3 separate regions of the Mus musculus genome follow, and regions 2 and 3 are each linked to region 1. The links are chromatin loops, found by intact Hi-C in ENCODE. Cell type or tissue: heart. All regions are shown on one strand.

The links. Hi-C counts contacts between places; a loop is a spot of excess contacts. Peaks named below come from ENCODE experiments on the same cell type or tissue, not always from the same donor. Only the 100,000 strongest peaks of a DNase experiment are listed, where the experiment ranks them.
Region 2: a loop joins it to region 1, with 9 times the contacts of the local background. A loop is called at or near these places in 34 of 42 quality-filtered maps.
Region 3: a loop joins it to region 1, with 5 times the contacts of the local background. A loop is called at or near these places in 19 of 42 quality-filtered maps.

What each region holds. Positions count from the first base shown.
Region 1 is chr2:131,981,568-131,984,067 of GRCm38, forward strand. No RefSeq gene overlaps it. Among named protein-coding and RNA genes, the nearest start is that of Prnd, 32 kb to the left of the region's middle. In heart, a CTCF peak has its summit at 1,181 (motif pointing right); no DNase peak of the experiment used is centred here; H3K27ac peaks cover 469 bases.
Region 2 is chr2:132,241,273-132,243,772 of GRCm38, forward strand. The region is part of intron 3 of Tmem230 (transmembrane protein 230); the gene reads right to left. Among named protein-coding and RNA genes, the nearest start is that of Tmem230, 5.3 kb to the right of the region's middle. In heart, no CTCF peak of the experiment used is centred here; no DNase peak of the experiment used is centred here.
Region 3 is chr2:132,059,094-132,061,593 of GRCm38, forward strand. It overlaps Slc23a2 (solute carrier family 23 (nucleobase transporters), member 2), which reads right to left. Exons shown (of 16, transcript NM_018824.2): 14 at 1,570-1,707. Among named protein-coding and RNA genes, the nearest start is that of Gm31179, 30 kb to the left of the region's middle. In heart, a CTCF peak has its summit at 1,036 (motif pointing left); no DNase peak of the experiment used is centred here.

The DNA.
Region 1 (2,500 bases):
CAACCATCTCCGAACCCAACATCCACACTGAAAGCATTCTTCATGGGTACCGGTGCTTACTCATAAATGAGCAGTATCATTAACTTGTGGGGTGTGTGTGTTTGCATGCGCATGTGCACGTATGTGAGTACTCAAGTGTGCAAGTCTGTGCATATGAAGGCCAGAGGACAACCCCACGTGTCTCTCCTTAAGCTTTCCTTGGAAGCCATCCACTGTTCTGTTTAAGACAGTGTCTGTCTCTCACTGGTCTGGACCTCACCAAGTAGGCTCAACTGGCTGGCCAATAAGTCACAGAGGTTCAATGCTCTCTGCCTGTCCAGCACAGGCAGAGATAGTGAGCTATCCCCTCAGCCTTCGGGGTTTTGCAATAATTCTTGAGTCTTTTCAGGGTTGTGAGGATTTTAGTCTAAAACCAATAATGAGAGCAGTAGTTGCTGCCAGTTGAGGAAAACAGCATGAAGAGTCTCTGCATAGCCCTCACGAGACAAGAATAAATGCTGCATACATTAGGTCAGTGAAGAAAGGGAGGTGGGCAGCATAGATCACAGCCTCACATTAAAGGAGTCAAGATTTGATTCTGAGAATCCAGACACAGGAAACACCAAAAGAGCTGAGAGACTTAGCACGCACGCCTTTAATCCCGTGCTCAGGCAGAGGCAGGTGGATCGCTGAGAGTACAAGATCACCTGGTCTGTATAGTGACTTCCAGACCATCCAAGGTGACCTTGTCTCAAATTTTTAAAAAAGAAACATGGAAGGAAAAGATGGCGGGAGAAGGAGGACAGAATGAACAAATGAACGAATGAACAAAAGAAGAAAGGGGAAATACCGAAGTGCAAAATGCACCAGAAATACGTCAAAAACTATGTCCAAACCCACTGAACTCAGGAAAGCATAGTTCAAGGTGGGAAGCTATCACATTTTCCCCCTTACTTATGCAAAATAGTATGGGACAAATAGACAAACCAAGTAAGGACATCAGGGTAAAAGACATGGTCTACCTAGGCTACAATCATGAGTATGAGAGCCTAGAATCCACGTCAATTTGGGCTACACAACGAAAAATCACACACATACACACACAAACACACACACACACGCACGCACAGGCACTTGTACAGGCTAACTTTGCCCATCACTGGTAGAGCTAGGAAGCAGATGTTATGCAGTCATCGTCACCACCAGAGGGCATCCTAACATCAACCAGGACAGGCAAGGGTCCATGTCTAGTCCCTCTCACAGAAAGATGCAGGGAGTTTTTATTTGTTTGTTTTTGTTTGTTTTCATAAGCTACCACCTAGCCAGGTTGAAGAGAGGCCAATCTTCCCTTAGTTCCAAATCCTTCCGGGATAGACAATGACCTTGAATCTCTCCTAGAGCTTCTGTCTCCTGTCCTGCCTCCACAGGTGCCCTCTGGAGATGAGTTATTTAGGACCTCCCCTAATGCATGCTGGGAGAACCTCAGCCCAAGGCTCTGCCTGAACAGAAGTTGATGTTGAAGTGTGCCCCAGAGACACATAAACTGACACTCATCCTTCATCCAGAACTCCAGACAGAACAAGAAAGATGTTTGGTCTTTCTACTGTATGCCATCTCCAGAGGGAAATGCTCCAAGATGTCACAATTCAGCATAATGATGTCACAATACAGTATTATCATGGAACACTGTTGCACTGTGATGTCACAATGACACACTGGTGCACTTTAATGTCAAAGGATAGCATGATAATAGCACAAAGGAGCAGTGTAACAACTCAATACCACATTATGATATCACAGTAGCACACTGTTATAGAACAATAAACGCTGTGATGTCACCATCCAGCAATGCTGTCAGGGTGGGATGTTGTGGTGGCAAAAACGCAGCAGTGTGATGGCACAGTTCATTATTGTGAATTCACATGGAGCATTGTGATGTCACAGTCTAGCCCTGTGATGTCACCATAGAGCACTGAGACACTGCACTAAAGTACCAGGATGGTACAGTGGAACTGAGCTGGGTGATACAGGTGTGATGGGGTGAAGATCATAAGAAAGAACTCTGGTAAATTCTTACCCAGAAGCCAAAGGAAGAGATCTGGCACTCCACCCCAGGGTAACATATAACTTGAATTCCATCCCACCAAGGGAAGCTCGTTTCTTATCCCACCGACCCTTGGATGAATTACCAGAGATATGTAGCCATACACTCATTCTATTGGGAAAACCTGTCATTCCTTCAGCACAGGCAAGAAAGGTGTCTTGAACAGAAGGAATACAGCCGTGAGCGAAACAGAGAGAGCTGTGTTTTCTGGAAGCTTCCACTATAGAGAAAGGAGCTGACAGTGAGCAAAATGCTAGAGCTGTGTGCATGGCTGAAGTGAACCAATGACAAAGTGCTAGAGCTGTGTGCATGGGTGAAGTGAACCAATGACAAAGTGCTAGAGCTGTGCACATGGCTGAAGTAAACCATTGAGAAAGATGGCCGAGAAAAGGTTGGGTTGGGACTGCAGTGTTGACT
Region 2 (2,500 bases), 260 kb after region 1:
TCAAATATTTGAGCCTATGGAAGCTGTTCTCACATAAGCCACCATATTCTACTCCTTGGTTCCTATAGACTTATAGCTATATCATAATGCAAACTATATCAGTTCAACTTCAAAAGTCCCTACAGTTGTTCAGTCTCAACAGTTTACAGGTCTAAAGACTCTTCTGAGACTGATAGTCATGGACTTTAACTACCTCTAGAACTTAAGCCCCAAATTAATAATTGTTTTGTCTATATGTATGTCTGCGCACCACAAGTGTGCCTAATTCCCACAGAGGCAGTGGATGCCCTGGAACTGGACTTTTGAACAGTTGTGAGTAGCCACATGGGTGCTGGAAATTGAACCTAACCCCTTGGAAGAGCAGCCAGTGTTTTTAGCTACAGAGCTATCCCCTATGTTGTGAATGTGCACCTAAGCACAGGTGCTGAAAGAGGTCAGAGGCTTGGAGAATTGCCCTAGAGCTGGGGTTACAGGCAGTTGTAAGCCAACCAACCTCAGGTCTAGTAATCAGGCTTGGGGGCCTCTGCAAGAGCAGAAAAGGTTATTAACAGTGAAGCCATTTTTTCTTCTTATTTTCCTTAATCTTATTTTTTGAGATAAGAGTCTCACCTCTCACTGAATCTCTTACTGGTACTCACCAATCTGCCTAGAATGGCTTGGCCAGGCAGCTCTGGGGACTCAACTGTGTCTCCACCCTGCAGTGCCGGGCTACAGATGCATACCAACACTTGGAGCTTTTTATGTGGGTGCTAGGAGTCAGATTCCAGGTCCTTAAGCACTTTCTTTCTTTCCAATTTTTTTATTGGTTATTTTATTTATTTACACTTCAAATGTGATCCTCCTTCCAGGTTTCCCCTCTGCAACCCCCCCACCCCACCCCTCCCCCCTGCTTCTACGAGAATGCTCCCCCACCCACCCACTCCTGCCTCACTGTCCTTAAGCACTTTCTTTTTTTCTTCTTCTTCTTTTTTTTTAAAGACTTATTCACTGGGCAGTAGTGGCACATGCCTTTAATCCCAGCACTTGGGAGGCAGAGGCAGGCGATTTCTGAGTTTGAGGCCAGCCTGGTCTACAGAGTGTGTTCCAGGACAGCCAGAGCTACACAGAGAAACCCTGTCTCGGGAAAAAAATAAAAATAAAAAAGATTGATTGATTGGTTGATTTTATATATATGAGTACACTGTGGCTGTCTTCAGACACATCAGAAGAGGGCATCAGATCCCATTAGAGAGGGTTGTGAGCCACCATGTGGTTGCTGGGATTTGAATTCAGGAACCCTGGAAGAGCAGTCAGTGAGTGCTCTTAACTGCTGAGCCATCTCTCCAGCCCCTTAAGCACTCTTTTGACAAAGCAATCTCCCTACCACTTTTTTCAAGTTCTTAGTTTTAAACATAGCACCCTTTTTGTCTTGTCTCTAAGGACTGGATAATATTACTTAAGTGGCAGTGGGGTGTGGTGGCACACACTTCTAGTCTCAGCACTCTGGAGGCAGAGGCAGAGGCAGGAGGATCTCTAAATTAAAGGCCAGCCTGGTCTACATAGTGAATTCTAGGACAGCCAAGGCTTTGTAGAGAGACCCTGTCTTAAAAAAATAAAAATAGGGTTGGAGAGATGGCTCAGTGGTTAAGAGAACTGACTGCTCTTCCAGAGGTTCTCAGTTCAGTTCCTGGCAACCACATGGTGGCTCACAACCATCTGTAATGGGATCCAATGCCCTCTTCTGGTGTGTCTGAAGACAGCTACAATGTACTTATATAAATAAGTAAATCTTAAAAGACAAAAACAAAAGAAAACAACAACAATAAAAACTAACCCAAATAGTGCTTCAGCTGTAATAACATGTGTCAATTGTCACCTCAGAAACTGGATGCTTTATTTTTGCTGCTTGTAACTGTGTAAAGCACCAAAAAGGAACTACATTTTTTCTAGTGTGAGAGAGAAAAAAAATGGATCTGTATTATGGTTAGAATATTGCTTAACTTCTCTCAATGATGACCTATAACTTTAAAATAAAATAAAATAAAATAAATCTTTTCTTCCCTCCCCCAAAAAGAATACTGCTTAGGGTCACACCCCACCCCTGCAAGACAGGGTTTCTTTGTGTAGCATTGGTTATCCTGGAACTCAGAGATCCATCTGCCTCTGCCTCTGCCTCCTGAGTGGTAGGATTAAAGCGGTGTTCCATCATGCCCAGCCTAGTTAGGATAATTTAAGACAGAGAATATATAAACATCCAAGGGAAAGCACCACCAAGCACCACTTAGGGTTTGAATACTGAAACTCAACAGAACTCTTACCAAATCAATGGAAAGAGGAACCCACTTATAAGGTGTAGTGGCCACACACTTACACAAACCTCACTGCTTCACCCCTAACACCCATCAGCACGTCTACACTTCGGTAAAACTACAACCATGGTATGTTAGTCTAGCTACAGCCATGTACTAGTCTGGAAGACTAAACCCAGGCAAAGCTGCATTATTCTAAACTATCTCAGAAG
Region 3 (2,500 bases), 78 kb after region 1:
ATGTAGATTACCTGCCTAGTCATTTTGAGCCAGGTATGGTAGGTAGTACATGCCTGTGGCCACAGCACTTGGGAGGAGGAAACGATTAAAGGTTCAAGGTCAGCCTTGCCTATTAAGTGTGTTCAGTGACAATCTGGACTACATATGAAAGCCTATGTAGGTAAAATATTTGAACAAATGGTCCTGAATTACTCAATTGTAACATATATCAGTAGCAACAGATACTTCTTAAAAAGGTTCCCCCTTTGTCCATGCTGCATGACAGCAGGGTTGTAAAGAGTAGAACCTGAATAGGCACTCTTTATTTAGAGACTTGTTTCTTGTGTGGATGTGTGTCTGCTTGCATGGGTCTGGGCACTATCTGCATGCAGTGCTTGCAGAGGTCAGAAGACAGCTTTAGACTTCCAGTTCAGGCAGTTGTGAGCTTCCATGTGGATGCTGAAAACTGGACCCAGGGCCTCTACAAGACTATTAAGGGCTCACAGGGCTGGATGCAGAGTTGAGTTGCTGGTTAGAAACACCTGATCATCTTGTAGAAGACCCAGGTTCAATTCCAAGAACACACATAGCTCACAACTGTCTTTAACTCTAGTCCCAGGGGATCCAAAGCCCTCATGTGACCTTCTCAGGTACAAGGCACACATGTGGTAGATATAAATACATGCAGGCAAAACACTCATGCTCATAAATTAAATATTAAAATTTTTTTAAAAAGGAGCTCATAACGGCTGAGCCATCTTTCTAGGCCCTAATTTGGTATTCTTGAATTGAAAACAGAAAAATTTATATCAGAGCCTGTGAAGTTGAGTTTTAAGGAATTATACAATTTAATACAGTATGAGTCTGAGAAATCAAAAGTTTTACAGAGACAAAGGAGAGGCACCCATTTAAACAATGATCCCCCGAGGGCCAGTGAGATGACGATTCATCGGGTAAGTGTGCCTACTGTTCTGGCAGAGGCAGGTTTGGTTTCTAACACCTACATGGTGCCTCTCATCCTTCTGTTTCTCTGGTTCCAGGGAGAGCTGATGCCCTCTTCTGGCACTACACGCAGCTGATGAGCATGTACACAAATGCAGGGAAAACATTCACACATGTAAAATAAAACAGAAAAAGTGAAAAAAAGAAAGAAAAGCCAGGCGTGGTGGCGGGTGCCTTTAATCCCAGCACTTGGGAGGCAAAGGCAGGCGGATCTCTATACATTGAGGCCCGTCTGGTCTACAGATAGTGTTCTCTGGAAAGCCAGAGCTAGAGAGAAGCCACGTCTTGAAAAACCAACCAACTGAACAAACAAAAACAAAACAAAGCAGTGAGACCTTAGCCATCCATATCAACTGTCCACCAATCCGAAGGCACCTCCAAGCAAGTATGGAGGCACATGCTAATATGGGATGTCCTGGTGGCTTCCAGAGAAATAATCAGAGTAAGATTCAGAAGGAAGGCAGAGAAAAAACATTCGGCAATACACAGCAGAGGTTCCAAGGTCCCTTCCCATTACAAGAGCTATTTGTGACTCTATGGTTGAAATCCCAACTGCCCTACCCAAGATTCAAGAGCTCTCTCGCCTACCTGTAACCAGAGGGTTTTGTCGGAGGTAACTTGGAAGAACAAGGCCAAAGAAGATGGAGAATCCAAGCACAAACAGGTTCCGGGAAGAATTCAAGTCAATGAACTGCAGGTTCGAGAGGCCGACCGCCGTGATCATTCCTGGAGGGAGAAGCGTCAGAACACAGTCGCACTGAGCTCGGCTGCGGCACGCCCACAGGCTACCCCGGAGGCCGAGAACAGACTCCCACGTGTCCTTTCTCTGGCCCTCAGAAATCAGCCTGCAGACCAGTGCAGTGGCAGAAAGAGAGGGTCGGTGAAATACCACCACCCATCTCTGACCCGAATTATTACATCACACACAAGCATCACACTATATTTTCTTTGAATCAAGTAGACAGGCAATGGTTCAGCTTAGTTTATGTCTGTGTACCAAGTGTGCGCCTGGTGCCCAGAGGCCAGAAGTGTCAGGTGCTCTGTAACTGGACTTGTAAGTCACCATGTGGGGGCTGGGAATTGAACCCAGGTTCCCTCAGAGCAACGAGTGCTCTAAGTGCTGAGCCATCTCTTGCTTTCTCTAAGCATTCTGATTAAATCCACACTAGAACTCTGGTGCATGTCCACAATGACTGTATCTGAAAGGTGCAGATCAAATCCAAAGTCCCACTATGAAAATGCCAGTTGAAAGGGTTCATTTATTGGGGCAATATATCTGAGTTAAGTCAAATAGAAATTCTAAATTAAAAAGATTAGATTTTATCTTAATTTTCATATCATTTTCTTAGTGATTGCTTCTATTTTTAACATACCTTTAGCTTGGGCACTGATGCAAATCTTTATGTTTCTGAAGCACCATCTTTTACAATTTAAAGTGGAAACCATTAGATTTATTGTTAGATTTCCATTAAGAATTAGCTACTGTGTAGGAGGTGACTTTCACACCATTTATTTATTT